Regions from separate parts of the Homo sapiens genome. Here region 2 is linked to region 1. Evidence: chromatin contacts called from ENCODE Hi-C or POLR2A ChIA-PET data. All regions are on one chromosome and are shown on one strand. Each heading gives the region's core, a stretch centred on a gene start or an enhancer-like site at or near the end of the contact. The rest is flanking DNA. Distances are from core to core; before and after follow the strand shown.

What was found. A loop is a pair of places that touch in the nucleus more often than their neighbours do. ChIA-PET counts read pairs that join two places held with the same protein, here RNA polymerase II (POLR2A). Pooled maps may share reads with other maps.
Region 2: a loop to region 1 is called in a map of dorsolateral prefrontal cortex, with 7 times the contacts of the local background. The contact joins the promoter of ANKRD28 here to the enhancer-like site in region 1. A Hi-C loop is called at or near these places in 55 of 168 maps with a recorded cell type or tissue (A673, CD14-positive monocyte, Calu3 and 36 more), 22 of 37 single-sample maps with no recorded cell type and 31 of 50 pooled maps. POLR2A ChIA-PET finds 5 or more read pairs at or near these places in 20 of 52 experiments (A549, AG04449, AG04450 and 17 more).

Annotation. Positions count from the first base shown.
Region 1 is chr3:15,634,149-15,638,169 of GRCh38, forward strand. It overlaps BTD (biotinidase), which reads left to right. Exons shown (of 4, transcript NM_001370658.1): 2 at 1,276-1,540. The coding sequence starts at 1,292. Among named protein-coding and RNA genes, the nearest start is that of BTD, 34 kb to the left of the region's middle. Within about 2 kb of position 2,008, at least 25 of the 41 ENCODE cell types and tissues checked have a DNase peak (open chromatin) inside an H3K27ac peak, as active enhancers do; they include A673, CD14-positive monocyte, GM12878 and 10 more, where a contact is called at or near this core.
Region 2 is chr3:15,795,912-15,799,932 of GRCh38, forward strand. It overlaps ANKRD28 (ankyrin repeat domain 28), which reads right to left and starts at 2,068. Exons shown (of 28, transcript NM_001349278.2): 1 at 494-2,068. The coding sequence starts at 610.

The DNA.
Region 1 (4,021 bases), core at 758-3,257:
AGAGCTATGGTTTGTTTCTGGAACTTTTGATAAAAAATAAAGAAATTTGTAGCCTGGGGAGTTTGGTTTTAAAATGCAAACACAGGAGTTATGAGTTGAGACTTGGACAGGGTGTCATTTTCTTTTTAAAGGGCAGCAATATGATTCTTTGATTTGTCTTTGTTATCTTGACTTTTAATCCGGATTCCTGGGCAGTTGTTCAGCCCCAGGACATCTCCATGGGCAGGTGGCCTGGCCTTGGCACACTACCCAGTAAATCTCTGCCTGAGAGGACGCTTTAGCTGGGAGGCCAGGCTGATTTTTAAAGGCAGAATTGGACTATTTACTCTAAAACAGTAATGCACACTGTTTAGAAAGAAACATTCCTATTCTGGGAGGAAGGAGGAGACACACAGAAGTATCATTTATTTCTAGTCTTTTCTGGTAGAAGCTATGAAGCTGAGTTTACTCTCTGGAAATTTGTAGTTTATTTTCTAGAAAATTGCATTTTATCACTGCAAAAAGGATTTTATTTCCAAATGAGTAGGCTTTTGAGCAAGAGTTTTGGAGTCACAGAGATGGGGTTAAGAAAGTGATAATGTGCAATGGCGATTCTCAAGTTCAAGGAGAAAAAATAACATGCTTTTATTGGGATACTTTGCTTGTCTATAAAAGAAAGTAGCTATTGGCATTTATGTAGAAGTCAGCAGTTTCTTGGCACCAAATAAATAATTTTGTGCTGAATAAAGGGAGAGTTATCCATAGTATTTATTACTAACCAAAGAAATGCAGGGAGAATTGTAATTCATTAGGTTTTGATGGCCAGGAAAGCCAAGCTGTGTTATTAGGGTCATGACAATCACAGACATTACGGATGGCTGACCTGTAGTATGGATAGAGGGCAGAGGGTAGAGTGTGAAATATATCACAGAATTATGTCAAATAATCTGGATAGTTACTACTGCTTAAAATCTAAGTGCACAGCTAGAAAAGTGGGTAGTGACGCACTACAGTCTTGCTGAACACTGGGTAAGAAAATCATAGCAAACGTTGAGTCTGTTTTGGAAATGTTCTAAAACCAGACTATTAACACAGTGAGCCATTTTAAATGTGGCTTGCTACGTGTTTGGAGAGAAACACATACTCTTTTATTAGGAACATGAAACAAACTCTTTGAGCCGCAGTATCACTGCGAGTGAGTTTAATTGCTGGGATTAATAAATCACAGCTGCAAACGTTAAATTCTTGGCAGGATTCTTTATTCAGCTGTTTTCCCCTTGCCCCATTACATTCCAGATTTGTGGTCTGCATTATGTCTGGAGCCAGAAGTAAGCTTGCTCTTTTCCTCTGCGGCTGTTACGTGGTTGCCCTGGGAGCCCACACCGGGGAGGAGAGCGTGGCTGACCATCACGAGGCTGAATATTATGTGGCTGCCGTGTATGAGCATCCATCCATCCTGAGTCTGAACCCTCTGGCTCTCATCAGCCGCCAAGAGGCCTTGGAGCTCATGAACCAGAACCTTGACATCTATGAACAGCAAGTGATGACTGCAGCCCAAAAGGCAAGAATGCTCCTCGGAACCTGAGTTTCTCTCATACAGAGCAGATTGCTCTTTACCCCTTGATCAGTGGTTGGGTAATCCCAGGCTTCCTACCACCCTCTGAAAAAGCATCCAGGTAGTTAACCTGAGTTGAGTTAGTCAGTTGAATTAGGAGCCTTACCCCTCAGAGAGTGGTCCGTGGACCGGCATCCCCTGGGAGCTTGTTAGAAATACAAAATCTTGGGCGGCACCCCAGACCTACTGAATCAGAATGTGCATTGCAGCAGGATCCCCAGGTGATGCTTTCACATGGCAAGTATGAGAAGCCCAGGACTAGATCCCCAGTTCTCAAGTGTGGTTGTACATAAGAATCACGAGGTAAGTGGTAAACACTATGGCTGCCCGGGTCCTGGAGAGTCCGTTGTAATTGGTGTGGAAGGGGTGTGGACTGGCACTGGGATTGTTTTAAGGCTCCCCAGTGCAGTCTAATGTGCAGAAAAATTTGAAGATGACTGGGCGTGATGACCTCTCTGAGTCATTCGAAGCTTCACTGAAGTAGTAAGCATCTGCAAGAATGCCGTTTGCTCCCTTCAGACTGTTTGAGGCTCGTTTCCGGTCTCTATGTCGGACTACGATCAGTCTGAGACCTTCGCCCAGATAGAACTGACCCCAAACTGACAAAGGGAAGGTCAGTGCCAGCCTTTGTGAAGGCTTCCTGGTTGGCCTGAATTTCCTGCTCCCTTCAGGAAGGGTGGGGACAAAGGAGAGGCCCCCCTGGGGGCAAAGAGGGAAATATCAGAGGTTGCCTAAGAAAATGCCCTGCTGGAAAACACAAACCCGAAGGGAAGTTTGGGCTGTAACTCTGGTGGCAGGGTGACCAAGCGCAGCTGCTTGAGGAAGCCCTGCTGTGCCTCAACAGGATGTAAACTCATTGTGAGCAACACTTTCCTGCTCTCTGTGAACTTAAAGGGCAGAACCAGCAGGTCCTGCCCCAAACAGTCCCTGCCTTAGAGCAGGGTGGTCGGGATGGCCTGGACAGCCACAGCAATTAAAAAATTGCAACATTTTAAAATTTTAGTCTATAATATATATACAAAGGCTATGTGTATGGGGTGGGGGGGTGTTTGGGGGCAGGGGGTGTGTATGTGTGTATAACATGATGTTGAAAGGGAACTTGAAGACTTGGTCCAGCTTCTTTTTTTTCAACCAAGACAACTTTTGCAAGGGTGACACTTTTCTTTAGTCCCAACCTGACATACGGTTTCTCCTTGAACACCTTCAGTGGCTCAGACTCACAGGTCCGTTTGTTCCAATGGTGGGAACTTCTGAACAGGTCTTCCTTTCAATGAGCAGCAGTCAGCCTCCCCGTAACTGCCACCACGATTCTATCGTCAGAGCTAAAGGGAGCAGGACCGTGTCCCTTATCACGGCATGCCATCTTCTCCACCTTTGAGGACAGCTGTCATGATCCCCCTGGCATCTGTCCCCCAGGCTGTATCCTCAGTCCCTTCCACAGTTCCTTAGGAGACTCAGTTTCCAAACCTTCTACTGAAGACTTCCATGTTTTCTCTGTGCTCAGAACTGTATGCAGCTATCCCGATTCTGTCTAATAAGGGCAGGGTAGAGAACTCTCACCTGTCGCATTCTAGATGTTGTCCCCAGAAAACTGCTGGCAGCCACATGTCTCATTATGGGTGTATAAGGCACTTGCTGTCAACTAAAACACCTTTTCACATGAGCAGACACACATGCTGCCATTGCCATCCTGTACTTATAAATTATAAAGGTGATTGATTTAAGCTGAGGGCAAGACTTCACATTTATGCTGTTAAATTTCATCATTCCAGCCTGTTGGGCTATTTAGGGATCTTTACTGACATCCCAAGTATCAGTTACCTTTACGTCATTCACACATATGATACACACCTCATTTATGTCTATGCTGAAGTCAGTGTAAAAAAACCCCAGGCTGTGCCCTCAGACCTCCTGATGACACTGATCTCCTAGAGGGCAGGCATTCTCTTGATAGAGATGTTTGCCTGCATGGCACTGAGTCCAGCACCTGAAATGTCATCTGCCTCTTGCTTCCCTCCCCTATCCACCGGACCATTCTGAGACATTTGGCAAATGACACACTGAAACCCAGACTGTGGCTGTAGAATTCTCCTGCATTCACCTTTCAATAATCTGCCCCCAGAGGAAACACTTAACACGGTTTTGTTGAAACCACGCCAGCTGCACAGCATCACTCCGTCTCTATTTGTTTTCCAGGGGCCAGGATTAAGCTGTTGATATGATCACTTTTAGAATTTACAGATATCTCAGCTCCCATACGTGGTTATATGTTTTTTGTTTGTTTGTTTTCCAGCAGCACTTTTATTTTTCCTTACACGATGACATGTTGCTGGGGCCTATTGTTCTCACATAACAGTAGAAAACCAAAATTTGTTGTCATCTCTTCAAAGAATCGAGAATTGCATACAGAAAAACCTTACATAAATT
Region 2 (4,021 bases), core at 818-3,317, 160 kb after region 1:
ATACTATACTAGTCAAGGAGCCAGCTGACAGTAGCACTAAAACCAAGGTTAAAGATGAAGACTGAATCTCATATAAAGTCTTATATGTAAATACATAAAATTCATTACAGAAAAGGCCATGCCTTAGTGTTGCTGGGGGTAGTCAACCTTTCCTAAAATATGCAGAGTTCCTGATTCTTGTTACATCAGTTTCTGAAACCACAAAATGAAAACAGAAACGTGGTTGCCATAACTACTAATTCTCAAATTATTTTTAAACAGTCTTTTAAAGAGATTAAGACATAGTAAAGACTGAAATGTTATCTCAGCATTCAAAAAAGTAAAAACGAAAAATGTGCATTTTATACAAAAATACTGCATCATATCTACACACGTATTGCTTTAATTTGGGTTTGTAAAGAAACTATTGGAAATTTACATCTATTCTTAAAAAACAAGATTTATACTACTAGTTCAGTAGAATATAGTAAACATATAAACTTACATATCTTACCAATACATTTCCAGAAGGTGGAGAATGTAGGGATTTATTTTCCTGTGGCAATTTAGAAATGAATGCAGGAGATTCATCTTCTACCTCCTCCAAAACAACAATACACACTCGACTCATTCGATCTTTTAAAACACTAAATTCCAAGCTATGTGATAAAAGTCACAGTTGGAAGAGCACAAGTAGTTTTTCCTCCTCTTCTGTACAACACTTACAAACATTCTCTGAACAGCACAGCTGGGTTTTTTTTTTTTTTAAAGTTAATAAGTACTACTGGAAAAACAAGTTTAAAATTATGACTACATAATTTGTAACTTCCTAAATATAACGAAATTCTATTATTTCTGTTGGATTACTGCAATACTTAAGAAGAAATTTCACACCAACATGTCAATAACTAAAACTGAGTCCAAGCTCATTTAAAAATATTTTTCCTCTACCAAAATAGTCTTATTGCTCTATCTCTGAAATTTACTTGCACAAAACAATCATTGTTTTTGGTGACACAACACCACACAATATAGAATGAAATGAGAAACAACTGCTGTGACAGAGATGATCACAGCGATACCCACTCTTGCCTGCAAGGTCATATAGTTACCAGTAGCTGTTTTGCTTATAATTGAAAATAAAAAATAAAATCTCACTATTCTGTTTCCACTTCTAATTTGTCTTCATTTCTTCATCACTGGTTTAATGCAGATACTATTCACAGAAAAAAGATCTAGAGCTCAGCACAAATCCTGAAAATGAAGCTCAGAGGTTAACAATTCTTTCAGTGTTTGGGAAAGGGGCAAAAAACAAAAACAAAAAAAAAAAAACCACTCTGCATTAATAGCAAAGCTGCAGTACGTTTACATGTGATGAGTCAGACCACAAGAGACAATACGACTCTTGGTACTAGAATACAGCTTGATTAATCCAGGTTTCCCATATAATAGAAGAAACACAGTTAGCTTTATTCCCATCGATAGCATAAGCAAGGCAGAGCGTTCATTCTTTCTCCATCAGGCAGTTGTCTGTGGCTGCTCCAGCAAAAGGGCACAGGCACCAGGCAGAAATGGTGTTAGTGGAGAATCCTAGTAGAACAAGCAGGCTGTGAAGGAATTAGAAGGCATTTGAGCTCAAATTACTGCTTCAGGCTTTTTGTTTTCTTTAAAAAAAAAAAGGGGGGGGAAAAACATAGTAGTGTATCATTCCAGTGTTTCCTTTGATCTCCACATGAATACAGCTTCCATTAAACAGTCTTCATTCAGAGAAAAAAATAGCAGACTGTGCATCTTCTTTGAGCCAACTACTTTATTCAGTCATCTGCCTCTTTGCCAATATAGTTTCCTTCCACTGTGAAAACCGCCACAGTTATCCTTTTCAGATTTCAAATGCTTTCCTGTTCCTCAGATGATCTTGCAAAACACCACTGACATCCCCAAATGAGTAGGTCCTTAAAAAATATCTATAGAACCTCAGTATCAGTCCCACAGAAGCATTCCAACGGAGCAACAGTCTGAAGAGCAAAGACTGCAGACCCACAGGATGAAATGCCTAGTAATGCTCACATGTTACACTTACCAGAGATCTGAGCTACTTCTCGGGATGTAACTTCCTCTAGCAGGAGAAAAAAATAGTGCATTTGGACAGCCTTCACAATTAGAAGGTTCATGCCAGTTCTGTGACTAATCCAAATCAAACTAAAAAATTCTATAACTGAAAAATGAGTGCGCTTTTAACATTTTCCACTAAAAGCCACAAGGAAATCTGGTGTACTGCCTCTGCTGACTAACAGTGGTTTTAGCAAGTAAACAATTCCAAACGGCTTAACTGCTTTCGTGTGTTACAATAAAGCAAATGTTTAACCCTATAATGACAGTTGCAGTAAGAATATGCCTGCAATGGACTCATAAAAAAGGTTTAAAGATGGAGAAATATTTTATTAGATTATAAAAACCATGAAATTGTTTTATTCATATTTTTACCAAGATCAGTTTTAATCTGCCAGGTGTATTTTATTTTCTAGAATGCAAAGCTTAAACAAATGAAATTTAAGATTGTCTAACAATTTCTAAATTGGTGAATTTAATCAATCATTGATTCATATTTTAAAGGGAAAAGCAAAAATTTCATAATGTAGAAATCCTAACTCTAAAATTATATAAATCATTTGATTTTTCACTGAAGAAATAAAATAATCCTACCTTCCCATTTGGATAGGGAATAAAGCCTTAAAAATCTGTTAAAGAGGTACATGAAAAAAAAAATGTCCTTCGTCCTGAATTACCTATGTCAAAAGGGCACAGGGTAATACAAATAATCTCCCTCCCTATAAATTTCCCAAAGCCATAAATAAATGTCAAAGCCAATCATTTCATCGTTTTTTTTCTTCTTTCTCTGTTTACCCAACATGGGGGATATTTCTCAAGAGAAAACTTACAAAGAAAATACCATGGTCCCCCTTCAATCTGTGTTCTTCATATTAACTAGCATTTTTATTAATAAACAATAATAAACATAATAGTTACTTTTGAACATCTGTGATATGCTATGTGCTGTACATTCTCATTTAATACAATAACCTTGCTGTATTCCCATTATAGAGGGAAAAACAGACTCAGAAATGATGTATTTTACCCAAAGTTGTATAAATTAATAAAGTTGTGTGTTATTTTAAACACATACTCTTTCTAATCTATTCTGCTATCACTGAGTACACACACATACAGACACACTCTCTTCTCTCCACTCATCTCCAGATCTTTGCAACCTGTAATACTAGCTTATAAAAGTGATCTTAACAAACAGGTAACCTATAAAGGTTGTGAAAAGTTTAGGTAACAAAGGAATATACTATTTATTGCTATATTCTAAAACGAGTTATTTTTAAATGGGTACTTCAAAGCAAGTCTTAAAACCATAAAAAGGAAAAAAAAAACAAAAAATCCCAGCATGATACAAATATAAGAATGTCAGAATTTAAAACAAGAACCATTGAAAGCTATAAAATGTATCAATCTATGGAAGAAGCAATAACTCTAACATATTTGTACCAATTAAAACATGCTAACAATTCATTAGTTATATTTTAAAATATATAAAATACTTTTATGCCAAATTAAAGGTATGTAAATATTGAACATACATCAATTATGTTATCCATCTCCACATAGCTGAATCAAAAAATCTTAATATTTGAAATATCTGAAAGTGAAACAACTATAGTAACAATATCCTATATTTCATCTTCAGGGTTCCCAAGCCCACAAAGCAAAATCTCTTTTTATCTTAACAATCTTAACTTGTTCCAAAGTATCTAGTACCTAAGTTCACCTACTTAGACTTAAGCAGGTACATCCTGTTTCTTGTTCTAAGTCAACCTCCACACTTAGGTCTTTCCCAACCAGAAAACAAACTCCTTGAAGGTAGGGACTGTGTTCATACATATTGTCTCCTTCCACTTTCTTCCACCTATAAATAATTTCATTGAAATGAATTCTGTCGTCACGAGACTCTGGAAGGGTGGAGATTTATAAACAAGAA